2 separate regions of the Homo sapiens genome follow, and region 2 is linked to region 1. Evidence: chromatin loops called from intact Hi-C (ENCODE). Cell type or tissue: Calu3. All regions are shown on one strand. Links, peaks and the distances in the headings refer to the core of each region. The heading gives the core; the rest is flanking DNA.

Evidence for each region. A loop is a pair of places that touch in the nucleus more often than their neighbours do. Peaks named below come from ENCODE experiments on the same cell type or tissue, not always from the same donor. Only the 100,000 strongest peaks of a DNase experiment are listed, where the experiment ranks them.
Region 2: a loop joins it to region 1, with 4 times the contacts of the local background. A loop is called at or near these places in 10 of 110 quality-filtered maps.

What each region holds. Positions count from the first base shown.
Region 1 is chr13:90,881,790-90,891,863 of GRCh38, forward strand. It overlaps LOC105370311 (a long non-coding RNA gene), which reads left to right. Exons shown (of 6, transcript XR_931637.2): 2 at 472-807; 3 at 3,229-3,330; 4 at 5,377-5,566; 5 at 6,667-6,721. LINC00410 (long intergenic non-protein coding RNA 410) reads right to left here. Exons shown (of 6, transcript NR_027039.1): 6 at 9,165-10,074. Among named protein-coding and RNA genes, the nearest start is that of LINC00410, 40 kb to the right of the region's middle. In Calu3, for the core only: no CTCF peak of the experiment used is centred there; no DNase peak of the experiment used is centred there.
Region 2 is chr13:91,012,642-91,022,715 of GRCh38, forward strand. No RefSeq gene overlaps it. Among named protein-coding and RNA genes, the nearest start is that of LINC00380, 74 kb to the right of the region's middle. In Calu3, for the core only: no CTCF peak of the experiment used is centred there; DNase peaks (open chromatin) are centred at 4,900 and 5,220.

The DNA of each region.
Region 1 (10,074 bases), core at 3,096-8,095:
CTTTCATTTCATGTGTATATAAACACACACACACACACACACACACTGCATCTTATTTAACAATGAGGCTTTTTTCAACTATCTGTAACAATGTACAAAATATGAAAAATATGTTTCCTAAGGTGGCATTAATCCCAAAATGATAAACTATAGAATATTAATCCCAGTAAATTCCTTGGTGTGGAGGTGTGGAAACAGAGGGTGGGGATGAAGCAACTTTCTTTAAAAGTTTTGGAAGTGTACAATCACAATATATAATAGCATATATCAAGAGTCCTGTATGTTTCATAAATAAATATGTTTAAACTTGTAAATCTAATATATCCTAAAAGGACTCATCCATAAATTTATTTTTGTCATCTAACACTACTAAGATCCTTATAAGAAAAAGTTACACGTGTACTCTTGCTTCAGTTATATAAAATTGTTGCCTTTGACTTCATGTGTTATACCATTTACTATATCCCGCAGCGCATCTGAACTAATTCACAGAGGACCTGGTTGGAGGCCTGGAGAAAATCGGCAGTCTCACATGTAAACTTCCAGTTTATTGGGATGAGCTAAAAGAGTGTATTCTCGACAAAGTCTAGCAGGCTCAGCAATGTGGGTTGCGTGTGGCTTCTCAGGACTCCTAGGTCCTCCTGGGCACACATGCTTTGCTGGTGGCAATGGCACTCCTCCTGTCCAAGGAGTTCTGCCACATCCCCCTCCCGAGAAGGAGCTTGCCTTGCTTCTTTCAACCATGTCACTTGGAACTCCAGCCTTTAGCAAGCCATAGCAACTGGGATCAAAGGATTTAGATATCAGGTACAACTTTTAACTTTACTTCCAGTTATTTCATGCTTCATGGACCACAAATTATGTAACTATGACTAGGAGTCATGCGTGGCCAATCACAATGCAACTACCTTGTGTGTGGAGGACCAGCCTGTGGGCCCGTGCAGCCACACGAGCTATAGTGTGAAGGTCTAGAGAGAAGTGATCACAGCCAGTCTGGGCACGGCCTATGGCACTGTCCACATGAGAATATTCTCTGCAGCTTGAACCCAGTAAAAATATCGTCTCCCCTAATACCCTAATATTATTTTGTTATTGAACACTTTATCACATTTTAGTATAATATTTCCTTCTTCTCTTAGTCCGACAAGGAGCTTAGAGATAGCTTTTATATTCAATTGAAACACTGTATTTTGGGTGCATGATTTTGGGGGAATTTTGTTTGTTTGTTTTTTAACAAGCTACTCAAATCATGTTTATCCAAAATTAAAAGATATAGACTGCTAAGAAAACTGTGAGGTCTATTTTGAAACAGATAAATGAGAATGAAAGAAGTTAGAGTATAAATGTAATTTAAACATACAATATTCAGCAACTATCAGAAAATAAAAATTTATTGAAGAAATTTCCTATTCTTTCTGAATTTCTCATGCTGAGGAAGAATGATTTTTAAAAAAGCTATTTGACTTTTGGAATTTTATCCTCAGGGATAAAACTCAGAACACTACAAAATGATTTATGTATGAGAACATTCATTGTGGCATTTTAAAAATTGAAATAAAGAAGAAATATTAAATCTCTAATATACCTGTAAAATTATTTTTGAGGAATCTTTAGTAAAGTGAGAAAATGCTCACAACCTAGACTTGGATAGGAAGGCAAATTGAAAATAACATGTATAATTAATATAAATACCAATATCTGATGTTTGTGGAGTGCTTACTACATGCCAGACATTGTACTGAGTATTTTTCACTGATTACCAGAAGAAATAATTTATTTTGGAAAATGTAAAATATATGCAAATAAGTGAATGGCACAATCCAAAGTACCCATAATTGTCCACATCGAGAAAAAAAAAAAGACCTATCATGAGCATTGACAAATATACCAGGAACTGTGAGAGGAAATTTAGGTGCATTCACTCAGTTATTCCTCCCAGAAAACCAGTGATGTAGGTTATTTTTGTCATTCATGCTCATTCCACTAGATGACACTGCTATAATAATAATAATAATAGTAGTAGTAGTAGGAGGAGTTATAACATATCTCCCCTCCTTGAAAAATGATACTTTTAATGATAACCCTAAAGAGCATCAGTGAAAATTAAATTTATAATATCCACTTACATATTAAGTATGTTTAAAATGTTGTAATTCTTTTGTAATTGATAATCTATTTGTAGTATCTATAGACCGATGTACCAAGGCAGTAAAACATCACAATTTAACTTTTATACTTTTTTATTTTCTTGGAATACAATGTACATGTCCCCATAGAAATGTTTAAACAGTAGTTAGTGACTGATTTCAGACAAAAAAAAATGCTATTAATTCATTTACTTAGGAGTTCAGAAGAGGTAAGGTATGCTGAGGAACTCTCTCACATTCAAGCACACACACACACACACACACACGCGCACACACACACACCTGTGGAATAAGCATCTCTCACTCCCCTTTATGCTGAATGAACTTGCCAAGGGCTTCCGTTGGTAGTGGCCATTACAGATGTCCTCTTATGCTGGATTTGGAACAGGACATGAGAGGAGAGTCAGGCTTGGACTGGCACAGGAAATGAGGATTCTGCCAAAGTAAGAGGGGATCCGGGTGCCCTCTGAAGAGCTGAGACTCAGTGCCTTGTCAGAAGGGCTTCTCGTGGGCTCAAGGGAGAAAGGGAGAAGGGCTAAGATTTCCATGAGATGGATGAGAGAGGGCCTTCAGATCCCAGGACTCTTAACATGGAGGATGTTCACTAAAGGGTAGGGAAACGGGGCTCTCAAAACACCGGAACCAACTTGTAGCAGCTGCTTGATCTAACATGGAAATAGCAGCTCAGACATTTTCATTGCTAGACATTCTGAAGAAATATGAAATTTTCTGAATATTAAGAGACCCCATCATCACCTCTGTATTCAAAATGTCTTTTCATTTATGCTGTCAGAAGATGATTAGAAATAAAATTTGAAGTGAAACCGTACACAATTTTTACCTAGATTTATCATCCTTCTTTGAAAAATATTCTTGACTATATTCGTTACTCTGAGCCTTTTCAACATTCTGTTTTGTACAATTCAATCATACTATTGAATAATAATGTGATAATATGTGAAATTTACTATTTTTTGGATTATCTATCTAACTTTTTCTACTCTAATGTAATACAATTCTGTTTGGTTATTTAATATCACCACTTGCTCACTCATTACCTGTTCATTGGGATTGTTTACAGGTAATATTTAAGACGTAGAAGCAGAAGACAATGCTACAATGTAGGACAATAAAAATACTATTTCAAATGTGTCATCTCTATACTGGCCCCAAAAGAGGAATGGTACGTTTAACGGAAGAGAATTATATTACAAATCATGCTTAAATAATAAAAGCCATCATTTAAGAAAGAGTCTCCTCCAGAACTGTACTTAAAATAATTTATTTGGGATGCAAAAGTACTTTCAATTGTCTCTATTCATCTTTACGGTCCTACCTTCAAGAGCTAGTTACAAATCTCATTCTGCATTTTGTCAGCTACTTGAACCCAGCTCTCTCATTTATGAACTTGAACTTCAATTCTATATTGTCAGAATAGTGCATTATTACAGTGTTAGGAGTGTATGTCTATTTTAATGGAAACTATATTTATGATTTCAAATGAAATCAATTATAAGTCCAATATAAATCACAAATTGATTAATGTGGTCTCTTGCCAGTTTAAGAGGCTTTTAAAGGCTCTGCTGCAGATGGCTGACTGCAGTGTTTTGATCCGTAGTTTTTTAGAATTTTTGGAACAGTCAAAACTGGGTATTAATGTTCTGTGGCAATGTTTTAGGCATTTTACTAGGTAAAGGATTCAATATCAGGAGGGAATTACATTCTGTTTACTAATTTCTTTTCCTGTAATATTTTAGTAAGGTTATCTTTACTGAAAATATGTCATTTTTATTACTATTACTGCATTACATATTTTCATGAGTGTAACTTAGTTCATGCCCCTTATTTGATTTTTCAAAGAGGAAAGAACAAGCTAGATTTCTTGCTTTACTAGCCATTAATAGAACCTTAAACTTGATCATAAGTAAAAATAGATCATTTTGTTAGAATTAATACAATAATCTCAAAGATATAATTACTATAAGTGGAAATTATAATACTTATTTTATTTTAGCTTAATTAGAATTTATGCCCTTGAAAATAAAATGTGAAAAAGCAATATAAATATATTTTCTCTGAATTTTTCCTTTACAACTATATATATCAATCATTATACATATCATCTATACATACACCTTGATTATTAATGAGTCTAATATTTTTAACTTTAGCTCCTAGAGTCACCCACAGGAAGGAGATCTTGAACCCTTTCAATGATACCCACTTCACTTTTACCATAGTCCTTCACATAGTGATATTTAAGCCTCTCAGTTTCCATAAAGCAGTTGTATAAAGAGATCAGATCTATTTACATGCTATGTCTAGATTGGCCAAATTTTCTCAACTAAAATGTAAAAGAGAGAGAGAGATAGAAAGATGGAAAAAGAGTAAGGGAAGGAAGGAAGGATAAGAGAGAAGGGATGGAAATAGAAAGGAAGGGGGGATAATTTTACACATAACTCGTAGGGTTTTCATGATAATTTAAAAGAATACGAAGAATCATTTATTTTAGAATGCCTTTATTGTTTATAGGATTAAGCATGTTATGTATCAGTTAGGATCTAACCTCTTCCTACAAGGCCGTTTCCTTGAGTAACTATGCACATTTAAGTACCTGATACAGTAGGAACTCAATAAGTAGTAGACACCTCTACCATTACTATTAAAAATGTACTGGTAAAAGTGTTTGAAATGCAGTGTGAATGAAGCTCTAAAATTCTGCTATTGATGTCCTGTGGCCTGGCTTGCCTTATTATATTCCAACCTTTGTTTACTAGTAAATAGATCATCCCAAATCAGTGCAAACATGTACCTTCCTTAGCAGTATTCTAGAACTACCTGAAAAAAATCAGAAAAATATAAAGCTTTGGTTAGATTATTAAGATGAAATAAAACATAGGAAATAATATAGACATTTATAAAATTTTAATTTTTTTTTGTCTCAAAAGCAACTCAAGTAAAATACCTATTTGTGGAAGGACCTGACTGACCGTGGTTAGTTTGACCAATGATGGTAATTACTTTACAGTGCATAGTTATTCAAGGAAAGAGCCTGGAGAAAGAGGTTAGATCTCAACTGATACACAATAGGCTTAATCTGATCAGCAATATAGAATTTTTTTAAGACCCTGATCCCTCTTAAATCTGGAGTTAGAGTATTACTTCCTCATTATAGCTGACCTGACCAAAAATTACTACTCAAATCAATTAGTGAAAATATTTTTGACAGATATTGTGAAATTTCATTATACTGGGGAATGGAGGAGGAGGGAGAATGACTTCACTTGGAGGAATAAAAGTACTGTCCTTCACAACGTCCAGAAGCACAGTTCTCCTTCTCTCCCAAATGAACTAGCGTTGGTTATTGGGATCATTCACTTGAACCGTAGCTGAGGTTCCTCCCTGGGATTTCAAGACATGTAAGTATCTTATATGTGAAGCAAGAATTCCGGTACAGTTACTTAGATACTGTTAATCACTATAATATCTTTCATCTTGCAGCCTTATCTGGATAGATATGCAACCGTTTGCATTTTCAATGAACTTCCAATTTCTAGTGATTTGGCACAACAGGAATTGATTATAAACTGAACAGGATAAAATGGCTGCCTACCTAATTATGGAGATTCCAAAAGTTCTGTATTTTAATTGTCATAATAGGCAAGAATTCAGAAGAAACTGTCATCTTGTAAGTTAGGTAACAGGATATTAGATACAGTTGTCCCGTATTGCTTCTTGAAACCCTTGAGGCCTAATTTAGATATCTGACTCCCTGACACAGAGAACATGATGTGTAGAAGAAAGTTTAAACATCAAATTCTTTAGATTGGTTAAGACCACATACACAGAAAATATTAAGTAACGTGGTGAACTGAAAAATATATTCTGGGGCTAATCTAAGAGGCTGTGGAGTAAGGACATCTTGGTAACTAAGTCTATTTCTAATTTGGCAGTTCTAAGTTTAAGCGAGTACTAGGAATACTGGGGGATAAATGAGGACCATTTGTTCCTGAGAGCACTGCCCTGTGGTCAACCAGTCTGTGTTCACAATGTTTATTGTATTACACCAAGACCTGTAAGGTGTACCTGCCTAAAATAAGATGGCTCCCAGTAGATGCAATGAATATCTGCAGCCATCTGTATATAAGCCTGGCCACAGAAGGAAGACTTTGAGCTTTCTCAAAAGATCTGATATGGTTGTCGTTCACTTAGACTTATCATTTGCAATTGTGTGTTTACTTCTGAGGGCTTTATAGGGTGCCTATGAATTTAATCCTCTGTCTATCACTTAAAATAGTGTGGATTTTCCTGCTTTATATCCCAACTAGCTGGCTTCTTCTTGCATCCTTTAAATAAGCAAACATACTTGATTTACCTCAGTCATGCATGTCTGGTCTCCGTCAGTGTAAAGCTCTTATTTACATTAGTAGAATACCTTGATACTAAGGTCTTATTATTTCAGTTGATTCACTCAACTCCTAGAAATGGAACAAAATATCTGTTTTGATTCCCATTTTAGATTGAGGAAACTCTGCCATAGTTGATTAAGAAAATTATCTGAAGTCTTCATGCAGGTAAGAGACAGATTAGAGATGTAAGAGAATGTGTTATAATTCAACTCCAGCACATTTTTTATTATATCTCATTGTCATACAACATAACTTCCAAATTTAGAATTTAGTTTATGGCATTGTTATAAAGATCACAAGAACTGATACACATGAAAGTGGTTTTTGCACATAAGACTATTCAAGACTCTGGTTCATAGAAAGTCTCTTGCCCTTGCCTCCAGCCCCTAATAAATAGTTTTGCGATAAAATAAAAAAAAAAAAACTTCCTATTAAGGTCAACGTTATTATTTTCAAAATATCGAAATTAAAATATGACAATGACCTTTAATCTAAATAATTATGTGGTGTGGCCGGGTACGGTGGCTCACGCCTGTAATTCCAACACTTTGGGAGGCCAAGGCAGGTGGATCACTTGAGGTCAGGAGTTTGAGACAGGCCTGGCTAACATGGAGAAACCCTGTCTCTACCGAAAACACAAAAAAGCCAGGCATGGTGGTGTGTGCCTGTAGTAGTAGCTACTTGGGAGGCTGAGGCTGGAGAATCACCTGAACCTGGGAGGCAGAGGTTGCAGTGAGCCGAGATTGCACCACTGCAGTCCAAACTGGGTGACAGAGTGAGACTCTGTCTCAATAAATAAATAAATAAGTAAATAAATAAATAAATAAATAAATAAATAAAATAAAAATATATATGTATGTGGCGGGACCTGGGCAATGGGTGTTTTGAGAGAAGTACATATAATTGAAGAAAACAGGAAAACAAGATAATGATGATATAATAAATATTAATTTTGGCTTAAGACCAGTACATTTAAAGGTAAAATTGAATAAGGCAAAAATAAATTCTATCAAAAATAAGCTTATCCTGGAAAGTCCTGTTTAGAAAGAGCCAGCTGATCTGGATTAATCTAATAAATGCTGAATCCAAAGAAATGTACCTGAATACAGAATTGTGTAGATTGAGAACTAAGGAAAATATACTATCTTCTTTCAGAAAACCTTCTGAATAAATATTCCCAAGAAAAGTTACTTGAGTCTATCCTTTTCTATTGGCTATCTTTAAAGCACCCTTTCCCAAGTCAAGGTAATAAATAAAAACTGTGCTTATATTACTATTAATTTGGCTTCTTGTATTTTAAAACCTTTATTTCATTCAGTAAATCTAAATGTGATTTTTATTCTTGAGTGATGTATTAAAATCGTACCTTGGCACTGCATGTCTCCATAACTACATGCATAAATAAGGAAACATTAGTTGATCTCAACCTCGAAGTCGATGTATCCCTGCACTTCAAAATTTGAAAACTGATACATTTCTCATTGTATGTGCCAGCTTGAGACAGATTTTCCATTAGATAAAGCTGCATATAGCCTAGTTGGTCTACAGTTTTTTCCCAAATGAATAATCATTATGTCCCAAAGCAAGTGGTGCAGTCTAGACAGGAAGAGGCAAGTACCTGGAACTGTGAACCGGCTCTAGGTAGAAAGAGTCAATGACACCTGATGAGTTGAAGTAAAACTCAGTAGGAAGAATACAGACAACAGATGGTAATGCAGGAAAACATTTGGCCTCCTGACTGCCCAACACAATGTAATGAAGGTGCCTCTACAGGCAGTACTCTGAAACTCAGTGGAGCAGATGATAAATCTGTCACAATTTTCCATCCCAGTTACAGAGCCAGCATTCAGGAAGAATTAGCCAATTCTTAGAAGGAGAGACAAATAAGAGCAAAACAGAAATCCAGCCTTAGAAGACTCTGGTACTAATTAGATAGCAAAAGCAGGAGTTTGGACACTCAAAATAACGGAAAGAGGATGTGGAAGGAGAACTTAGTCCGAGTAAAGGTCACAAGAGATGTAAAACTGGAGACAGAGTTGGAATTAGTGTAGTGGAAAGACTAACTTACTCCTGAGTCTCCTGATTGTTGGAGCATCTTAAATCCCTCTTAACTAAAGTCAGGCTTGGTCCTAAGCCTGGAACAAGACATGGGAATTATGTTGATGAAGTAATGTGTCTCTCAATAGAAAGAACATGAATATATTTGGCAACTGAGGAGCCAGTAGGTCCTAAAATGATGACATAGTCATTTGGATTAACTCCTGATTTCTTAATAGCCACTTGACTTTAACAAGTATAAACTGGGAACTTACTCCAGCTCTTAGGTAAGTGAGTTTTGCTTGGCTAGACTTTTCACAAGCATGTTTAGTTAATATTAACAGTATTACAACTTAATGTCGCAGCTGATCTCTAGAAGTCATTGGTCTAGAGAAATCTTAAAATTTAAAAAGGAAATTGAATCCTGAAAGAGGTGCTCAAGAGAAAATGAGGAATAATATATAAATGAGGACACACATCATTTCTTCAATTTTTCCTACATTTGTTGAGTTCCTACCTAACATAGCAGGATCGAGCAACTAAAATCACTAACACAAAAGTTTTTTTTTTTAATGTCTATATTTGGAATACCTTCATCAGAGGCCACCAACCTATAAGAAAGATAAGACAAAGTGAAAATCATTGTTTAAAAAAATGTTTAACTTAATCTCTTTTGTATTAGTATTCAAACCATTTAAAATTCAAGTTCTTATCAGGGTTGTTTCTCCCTAACTTTTCTTACTCCCTAATATGGCATCTAATTTCAAGAAGAAAATGTGGTCACAGTTCATTTTCTGAGTGTAAGTCTCTGGCTTTGCTCATCCTGTGTACCTGGTGTGGCCTCCTGCTGATGAATTTAGAGGCTGTTGAAAGATGTGGGATGTTGTCTTAGCACTGGCAGTCTGTGATTTTATTAGCTCCCAGGATCACAGTTGTTTTCCCTAATTCATTGTCTCCATTTCTTTATTAGCAGAAAATGTACTTCTCTGACTCTTGGGCACAATCTGCATGGTTCCTCAGTTAAAATGTCTAATTTCCTACTCCACCTTCAGGGTTACCTTGCCCCCTTGAAAGTGCAGCTTAGTGGGAGGCATAAAAGCTCTTGTCTCAGCTACATTTTTGCTCCCTCAGTGGTGTTACTGAATAACTTACAGATTGACTGTGTATTAATAGAACTCAACAGGGAAGTATCATTATTTGTGGCTTTTTCACTTACACACCAGCCTCCATCAATGCCGTATCTGCACAGGTAGACAATGAGTCTCAACCATGAGTGAGTGGTGAGAACCAAGACATAAATTTTGAGTATTTTGTCCATTTTCTGTATCCATTCCATCATGACGCCTCTGGAAACCATGCAAAGAGACCTAGCTTCAGTTTGCTGAGTGATTTAGAAATAGTAGGGATGAGAATTCCATTGTGCCACATTCTCAATCCTCTCCGTGCTATGACTTAAATGTAAACTCAAGATTCAAATTTCT
Region 2 (10,074 bases), core at 2,096-7,095, 130 kb after region 1:
CAGCCCCTACAGTTCTTTTCTAAATAAGCAATGTTTTGACTTTTTTCCAATAGTTTGACATAATAGTATTTGCAGTATAACTTTTCAGAATATTTTTTGTATCTATCATGATTTATCCTTTGAACATAGATTTTGAGCTTTTAATTCCAAAGGATGGAAATGTTATATTGTATTATTGATTGATCATTGAATTCTAGGTTAATCCTCCAGTTGTTAGGATAGCAATCTTTTTAAATGTGTGGAAACTGGCAGTACGGTCAAGTTTTCTATAGGCAACTTTTATAAATATTCTCTGTGTTTCTGAAAAGAAGGTGCATTGTATAGTTATGTGATGTGATGTTCTGTATGCGTCTATTAGATCAGATTTGTTAATTCCATCTTATAAATCTATTTTTTTTTACTGGTTTCGCGTGCCTTCTATCAATTAATGAGACATAATTGTTAAATTCTACTACTATGATTGTCAATTTGTTAATTTCCCCTTTGTTTCTGACTATATTTGCTTGATGTATTTTGAAACTAAGTTTGTAGATATGTCCAAATTCACAATTATTTATGTTCCTGAGAAACTGAAACTGTTACTACTATAAAATGGCCATTTTTATCCTGAGTAATACTGTGGACCTTAAATTCTATTTTGTATGATATACAAATAAATACACCAGGTTTCATTTGGATATTATTTGTATGGTTGTCTTTTCTACCCTTTTGCTTTTAACTCTTATATTTATATATAGCTTTTCACACAGCTTTATCATTTAGATGTGTCTTTCATAATGTTTTTCATTCAGATGGTTTTACTTGACAATCTTTCTAAATTCAGCCAACTAGACAATTTACCTTTAATGTATTTACCAATCTGTTTGTATTTAAGTTTATCATCTAGCAGCATCTTACTGCTTTTTGTATGTTGCTCTTTTGATCCCTTTTTTCCTTCTTTTGGATTAATGAATATGTTTCATCTTTCTGTTTTTCCTCCAATAATTTGGAAGTTACATAGTCTGTTTATTCCTTTTACTAATTTACTTATAAGTTATCACATGCATGTTTATTTTTCTAATATGAATCAATAAACAATTTGTCTCTTCCTGGAAAAAACAAGGACTTGACTTTATGTCCACTTATTCCCACTCCAACCTATATATTATTGCTGTCATAAGTTTTAATTTTTATCAGTGTAATCCACCATGACATTATTACTATGATTTATATTTACAGTCAATAATCATTCTGATTTACCAAAATATGGGGCCACTTTGATTTTTTATTGCTGCTTTGTAGAACTCCTACCTGTTCTGTTTCCTGTAGCAAATATCTATCAATTGAAAATCCTGTCAGTTTTTTTATCTGAAAACATTTTTATTCTTGAAAGATTTTTTTTTGCTGTGAATTAATGGATTGCAAGATTTTTTTTTCTTCAGTATACTAAAATTTCAACCCACTCTCTTCTAGTTGTCATTATCGCTGATGACAAGATAGCCATCGATCTATTTAGAAATCCTTGGAGGTAATATACTTTTTTCCTACCTTGGGTGACTTCTAAGTTTTTTTTCCTTTGGTGCTCTTCAATTTCATTATAATGTGTCTAAATGTAGCTGTCTTTGCTCATACTTTCTGAGATTCACTGAGCTTCTTGAGTCTATGGATTGGTGTCTTACCAGTTCTGGAAAGTCACCAGCTGTGAGAGAGCATTCACTCTTTCTTCTTCTAATTATGACCCAGTTAAACCTCTTATACCATTTAACCTGTCTCTCTGTGAAGTGTGCTCTGGGTAATTTCTTCTGATGTTTCTTCTATCTAATTCTGTCTACATCTGTATGTAATTAGTGTTTAAATCCATGTATTAAGTTTTCAATATTTGTTATTGTAATATTTAATTCTAAAAGGTATATATGCTACCTTTTCAAATCTGCTTCATCAATTTTATATTATTATTTTCTCTTCAGATGTATATATATATATACTTTTTATTTCTTTAAGTATAGAAACAATAATTATTTTCTAATCAGTGTCTCATAATTCTAATATATTATTTTGGGATCTACTTTGGCTTTCCTTTTTTCCTGCCAATTCTCTCATTGTACGTGTGTGTGTGTGTGTGTGTGTGTGTGTGTGTTTGACCAACCCTGCTTATTTTGGTTGAAAATAATTCTTTGTGGGGAATTTTTGATACCTAGACTAAAAGAATAACGTCTTTCAGATCGGATTCCCATTTGCTTCCCCACAGCCTAGTGAAACTACAAGTCTGGGATTGTTTTCAAAATAACTTCATGGCTCCAATCCAGGATTTTTGTGCAACACAGTTGATATAAATCTGGGCTACAAAACTGCACAAGAACAATCTAATTGTGGCTACTTCTTGAAGACTTATTTTCTCCTCTGATTTGTTCAGCACCAAGTGAACATTTTTTTTGTAGGCTCATAGGTGCAGGGTATGGGGCTTATTGTTACCCAGCTCTTCCTGATAATACGATAGGCCAGTGCGGAGTGCAGAGATTAGCAAACATTTTTCATCATTAACCAATGGGCTTCAAAAGTCATAAAGATGGCTGGGCTCCATGGCTCATGCCTGTAATCCCATCACTTTGGGAGGCAGGTGGATCACTTGATGTCAGGAGTTCAAAAGCAGCCCAGCCAACATGGTGAAACTCCATCTCCACTAAAAATACAAAAATTAGCCAGGCATGGTGGCACGTACATGTAGTCCCAACTACAGGCTGAGGTGGGAGAATCCCTTGAACCCGTGAGGCAGAGGTTGCAGTGAGCTGAGATCTCACCACCAAACCCCAGCCTGGGTGACAGAGCCAGCCTCCATCTCAAAAAAAAAAAAAAAAAAACAAAAAAGTAATAAAGATGACATTTTGATACCTTATCTTTCTCCTATGATTTATTTCCAACTCTTTTCAACTTAGACCACAAAGTGTATACTTCATCTTTTGTTTTATTTGTTTATATTTATTTTTAAAAGAGCTGGTCTTATTTAATATAATGAGATTTTTACAGATGTGAAATATAAGCACACATATTCTTTGTCAGAATGTGATTTTAGTCATTATTATTTGACACTACAGTAGGTATAATTTACATAATTTCTGCCACATATTGACACACCAATGCAGTCATTCAACTAACATGTGTTGAGTTTCTGCTAAGGACCATTGCTACTCACAGTGTGGTTTGTATTTCTTAGGATCTTCTTAGAAATTTTGATGGATTAAGTCAGCTTCTGATTTTTAAGAAAGCAAAATAGACATTAAGGCATAATTTGGGGTTATGATAAACATGATCTAAAACTGAAGAATGAAAGTATTATCATCATGCATTAAATTTTGTAGGAATCTTAATTTCTTAGATTTTTTGATATGGTTCAAAACTAGTCTGTTTTGAAAAGAAGACACAAATAAAAGTTGAGCTCTAGCCAGAATATCTAAAAATGCTATGTGATAATAAATGATGTATTTGCATTAGTATTTAAAAGTACCACATTTTTGCACCTTATGATCTCAGCATTAGTTTATGACACAGAAGAAATATGAAGAGTACTTTAAAAAGATTTCCTTAAAACTTATGTTTAAGGCCTGTGGAACCCTTCATACAACATTTGGATAAACAGAAAATTCAATGAACAAAAGGTTATCTCAACATAAACTCTACTGAAACCTACTGTAGGACCTAATTTCAAAGCACTCAATAACATAATTGAAGCAGTAATTACCTGACTTCAGGATGAACAGTTGGAGGCATTCATTTTTTTCCCCAGCATATCACATAATTTTTACCTAAGAAAGCTCCCTTTACATTTTTAACAACAGTTTTGATGGATAGGAACAAGAAGCATTTGCACTATAATTTTTCAGTGCATTATAATCAAGTGAGTGTTTTCTAAATGTCATAGTTTAAATTTCATGGGGCGTGAAATCTCCTTTGAAATGAAATTTAAAGCCTTTTTCAAATAAGAAGACTAATCTTACAGTCAAAAACACTTTATATTCCCAGATATTATTAACCTTGGAGGACTGCTTGCAAGATGATAATACTTTCTGACACATTAAGATTAAATTTGTCTTTATACAATTATGTTAAATAATACATTTAAAATAGATAAGATTGCAGGAGAAGTGTTATGTGTGTGCAGTGGTAGGCTTCCCATTTACTAATAACAAACTTAACTACTCACCATTTACATGGTAATGTTAACATGTATTTGATCAGATCACTTCTAAAGAAAACTATTTTGGACTAATCATAGTGCTTAATGTCAAAAATGATAGCATCGCACTGTATCCTAAAAAATAGATGGCGTTAACTTCCTATACTACTTTCGAATTTGAAAAAGCACACAACTATTTATTATTAGTAAAGTGCAAAATCCTTTTTATATAATCAGTGCTATTTGGGTGCACCCCAAAATGTTTTAAAGTGATCTGAAATATGTTAGTTATATTTTAAACCGCTTGTTTTAACACTTTGTTTTCAATTACAAGCAGCTGTACATGAAATCTTTTGCAAGAAGGATGCATGGTGATTGGCCATTTTTCTTAGACAAGGGCTGTCAATGCCAAAATCATTTCAAATATGAAAAGCAATGATGCAATAACATTTTTATCTTCTTTGAGGCCTTGAAATCTTAATGATAATGGAAAGTATAAGGTATCTTTTAAAATTTGTATTCTTTCATATTACAGCTAATATCCACTTCCATTTTCAGATCCTAATGTTTTAAAATATGAACAAAGGGAGTCAGTTAGACATGAAAAAACAATCATAAATACTGGCTCATCAATCTCATATTCTTTCAAGAGAAAAAAAAAACTTAAGAGTCTTCTAGGTAGCCACTGTTCCATGCTGATTGCCATCTTCCATCCCTTTGTGGTGGGGCTTTGGCCCCACCTGGTGGTTGGTTATGAGAATGGATGACCCCATATTTCATCTGAGAAACGTATGCACAGGCACAGCTTCCTTTATTTATGTGTTGGTTTCTGTTTGTTTGTTATGTATTACCCATAATTTTGTTAATTCCAATACAATAAGTCTTTGTTTTATCCAGAGATACACTTCTTTGTAAATCCCTTTAGTTCTTCCTTTCTCTTGGTGCTGCCCCTTGCCTAACAAAACGTTTCTTTTCCTCTTAATATTAACTGCATTATCAGTCTCCTAACCTCACCAGCTTTCACTTGAAAACCAAAAATGGGCCGGGCGCGGTGACTCATGCTTGTAATCCCAGCAGGTTGGGAGGCCGAGGTGGGCGGATCATCCGAGGTCAGGAGTTCTAGACCAACATGGCCAATATGGTGAAACCCCGTCTCCACTAAAAATACAAAAATTACCGGTGTGGTGGCGGGCGCCTGTAATCCCAGCCACTCGGGAGGATGAGACAGGAGAATCGCTTGAACCCGGGAAGCGGAGGTGGCAGTGAGCCAAGATCATGCCATTGCACTCCAGCCTGGGCGACAGAGCGAGACTGCGTCTCAAAAAAAAAAAAAAAAAAAAAAAAAAAGGCATAGCTGATTAAAGATAAAACACAATATTAGTATTACTAACAAGATGCATCAAGAAAAAAAAAAATGAAAAACCATACAGTATATTTTAAGCCCTTCAAGGAATTTAAAATTTCCCTCTCATTCCTCATAAAACTGATGGCGTCTTCTAAATATACCAGTACTTCTCAGTGCCAGGATTTAAGGTACACAGAGACATTTTCTTCTCTGTCTTTTTTTTCCCCTTTGTATATGCTCTACTACAGGGAAAATTGGGATAGGGTGTGTGTGTGTGCGTGTGTGTGTGTGTGTGTACTAGTTTTATTCTCTTTCTTAATATTCAGAGTATAACTTTTATTAGAAAACAGTCTCCAAGTTCCAGTAAACCAACTTAAATAACCTATGCTTAAATTGGATACTCCCTATATTAAAGCTTTTTATCTTTATTCTGTTTAATTTTCCTCAGTAACAGAACATTTTATTTAACACCCGGAGCACAAGGACTCAAACAGCAGTCAACAATAAAAAATGCTAACTTACTCCTCCAAAAGAGCCACTTGAACATTTTTAATGTTTTAAAATGTATTAAAATATTGATTATTCCCAGGGTAACTAATACTACATCATAGACTATCTTTATTCAGGCCAGATAAGACTCATGAATAAGAGGTATTTGGATCCTCTAAAATGAGTTTCTGTAATTAGCAACTCCATTCCAGGCTGCCATTATCATAATATCATTCTCACTGTAGTCATTTGAAATGCAAACTATGTGTACAACTAATCTTTGAACCGAAGAACAAAATCTTGACTTTAATCATCTAAACTTGAGTATTTTGAATTTTGTCCCTAGAATTGCTTTACAGAGCATTATTTGTGATGGAATTCCAGATAGGGTTCTCAGATGATTGCTGAAATGGCTAGATATCATGGGCTGGAAAGGAGTCGATCCAAATAGTTGATTTTGTTTGAATTTTCAGGATAAGAAGACAATATTTTACTAATTATAGTCACAGAATCCTCAGTTTTAACTGGTCTGTTCCAACAGAAGTATCCCTGAGCTAGGAGGATGATTTGAGCTATTTACAGCTTTCAGTGCTTATTCAGCACTTAAGTTTATGAAGCACCTTCATCTTATTTATTTCATTAACTATATTTCTGAATTCAGTCCCTCTAATAGATTTTAATATATCAATATAACTTTTTAAATTTCACTATCTAAATCTATAAGTCAAGATAATAAAAAAGTTTACTCTAAGAAGAATACACACTTGCACTATGTTGGAAGTTATGCTTACTTTTTTTTGTTGATCTTACTCATATACATTTCCTCATAGTGTTGATTGTGGAAAATACAACTATGATGTATAGAATTAAAATTTCCCAATATAGAGAAGTAAATATTCAGGATCCTGAAACTATTGCTATTTTTTAGTTATATATTCTGGAACCTCATTTTGTATCATGTTTCAAATAAAACTACTTTTGTAAGAGTTATCACTATCATCAAATAATATTTCTTCAACATTGTTACAATAATGGTTCCTTCATTAACTAGATATTTGCATAAAACCTTGATAGAAGATGCTAATATGGCACTGAGAGCCATGGATTATTTAGAGTGCTATTTATAACTGTTGAAATAAAAAGTACAAAGTTAATATTTGACAGCCATTTGAAAGCATGTCTCAAAACACTTTTGTTTTAAATAAAGATAAGCTGATTTTAATATCTGCAATATGTTACATGACTCAGATGAACTTTATGTTACTATTGTCACTTGAATGCTTCAGAAATTGTACAAAGGGATATTACATTTACTAGCTGTTGAAAAACACCATTGAGACATGACCTATAGTGACATGTTTCCACCACATATTTGTCACTCATCTGCTTTATGCTTAGCCAAATTTAAAAGTGAAATATGTCATTGGAATACAAAGGCTCAGAGTCAGACTTTTAAAGTCTGAGCTGTTCAAGGTGAGCTGTTTTTAATTTCCAAGGCGTCTTTCCTGCAAAATCAAATAGAAACATACTCTTTGATCGTCACTGCCTACAAAATAGCTATTAACTTTTCTAGTAGAATTAGCATATTGCTGTCTTTAGAGATTATAAAGCTGGCTTTTAATTGTGACCCATCACCCAGAGAACTGATAGAATTCACCAATGTCGGTAGCAGTCTTTCCACACCTCTCCAGCTCCTCTCCAAAATACCAAAAATGTACATTGTGGATCTCTAAGACAATTCTCTTTTCATGCCTAGTAAAACCTAAAAAAAAAAGAAAAAATAAAATGTTAATAAGGCTCTCTTGTAGAGTGGCTGAATGCCTGTAACATATGTTCTCTGTCTTACCAGAATAAGGAAGGCTGTTTAACTAATGCTGAAGCTGCTCTTGCCTATGAATAGTATAAAAACCAAACAAGATGTCAAGAACCAGATCTCAAAATCTTTTGCTTAATATGATATCTATTTTAGGCTCCTGAAAATATACATACTAATTAATGGAACCAAGTAACAGACCTAGGAGATGTTTAAAAGCCTATGACAGGCAAATGTGATTGGAACCTCATTAAGATTAAGATTATGCATTGATGACTGCAAGAAGTGCTCTCATTGGCCATGACATGTAATTTCATTTCTACTGGAAGTAACATACACTTCTCAGGAATTACTTGGGTAACATCTCTTTCCACAAAGTAATTGCCTTTTTATGTTTTGACATGGATGACACTTGTTAATGGCAAAGTCTTAAGGTGTTACAAATGCATAAATCACTGTCAATCACTCTCAATTATATAATGTGGGGTATTTTTATACCAACATCACCATCATCAAAAAAAGTACTTAACAAGTTACTCTGCTAAGAGAATTGCATAAATGGCTTTTATTAAGGAGGATTAACATATTGAAAATAATAAAAAATTGTCAATACACAGAAAAAGGAACTAAGAACAAAAAACAACATACTAAGTCGAGAAAATATTGGAGAGTAATCTAGAATTAAGTGCATTCTGAAGCTGAGAGTAGGATGTATTTGTTGATGAGGTGAAATTATGGTGAAGTTCAAAGCTAAAGGGAAGCTATATTTTGTTGTACAGCAATCCATGATATCTCAAGTGGACGCTATTTATATTGGTTTTCTGTTAATCTATTGACCTGGTCTACCAACGTGTATGACCAGAAAATAAAATGGATTGCATGATGCAAGTAGCAAAATGTGTATATTGAATTTAAAATGCATTATCTTTATGAAGAGAAGAAGATTACTTTGCTAATTATATTTTAATATGAGTTGGCATTTCCAGAACACATACTGCTTATTAAAAAGGAAGATGCTTTAAAATATGCTAATACCATCCAAATGTGAAAGGCACAGTGGAATTTGGTCTGCCATCCCCTCCCCCACCACCATCACCACAGACACACATAAGAATGAAAAATTCGGATCTTGAATCCACGCCCCCCCTTTCACAGAGACCTCATTGCGCAGAATACAAATACACCTTTCCTGTTTAAAACTGTTTGCTGTGAACTCTACCTATAGCAATTTGTCAGTGTGATTTGTAGGAGCAAATGGTCACGTTTAGTATACAACTCTTTTCCATATAATTAGCATTTTTCTTCTCTCATCCCAGAGCAATCGGTGTCAGGATTGAAACTTTGTTATTAGTGATCTGGTCATGCCACTAGAAGCTCAATGGGCCTCACATTCTCTGATGAACTGAGCCCACAAGTTTGAAGAAACATCAAAGTCCCTGGGTGGGCAGAGGGTCAGCACTAGGCACTCAGAGATGGAAGATAGATGGGGAAAATCAACTTAAGATGGAAATGAAAGAATAGGGAGGGGGAAAGAAAGAAGAAAGTAGGAACCTAGATGGGAAGATAATAGAAACAAAATAAACGTGTATTTTGTATATTGTGGAACATTTGCCTTTGTGCTACCAGCAGGGATGAAGAACTTTTATAGTCTTGGCAGAGTGTTCAGATGGAATATGCATTGCTATAAGAAGGCCCCCAAAAAGTGCTTCCACTGCAAAATTCTGCAGCAGCAGCAAATAACAACACCGGTCACCACCATCTAAGTGATTACTGTGTACTCGACACCAGAGGCAATTTGCAGACATGTTTTCTCCTCTCCAGTCCTTAAAACAAAACTATAATGAAGTCATTTATGCTCACTTCACAGACAGAGACCCAGAGGTAAGTCATTTAAGTGATTTACCAAAGGCAACAGAGCTCTTCGGTGCAAAAGTCTGAGATGCCCACTTCCTCCACTGCACCATTTTGACGTTTATTTACAATATTCTACATTTGAAGTATCTCTGATACAGTAAGTCAATATTTGGTCACTGGTTTTAGGGCACAAAAAAATCTGATAACCAATTCAATCAATTCTGATTTTCTGATTAATAACCATTGCTTAATCTGCATTAAATAGCAGGCTCCAATTTGGGGAAATGGCTTTTCTACCTCTCCAACCTTGAATCACTGATAAGGGCAGAGGAGAGTGTTTCTATTCAGTTTCTCCTGTCACAGGAACCCTGAGCCACAGTGGTGAATGCAGAGATGGCCATGTGACCCAACAGGGGTCCAGTG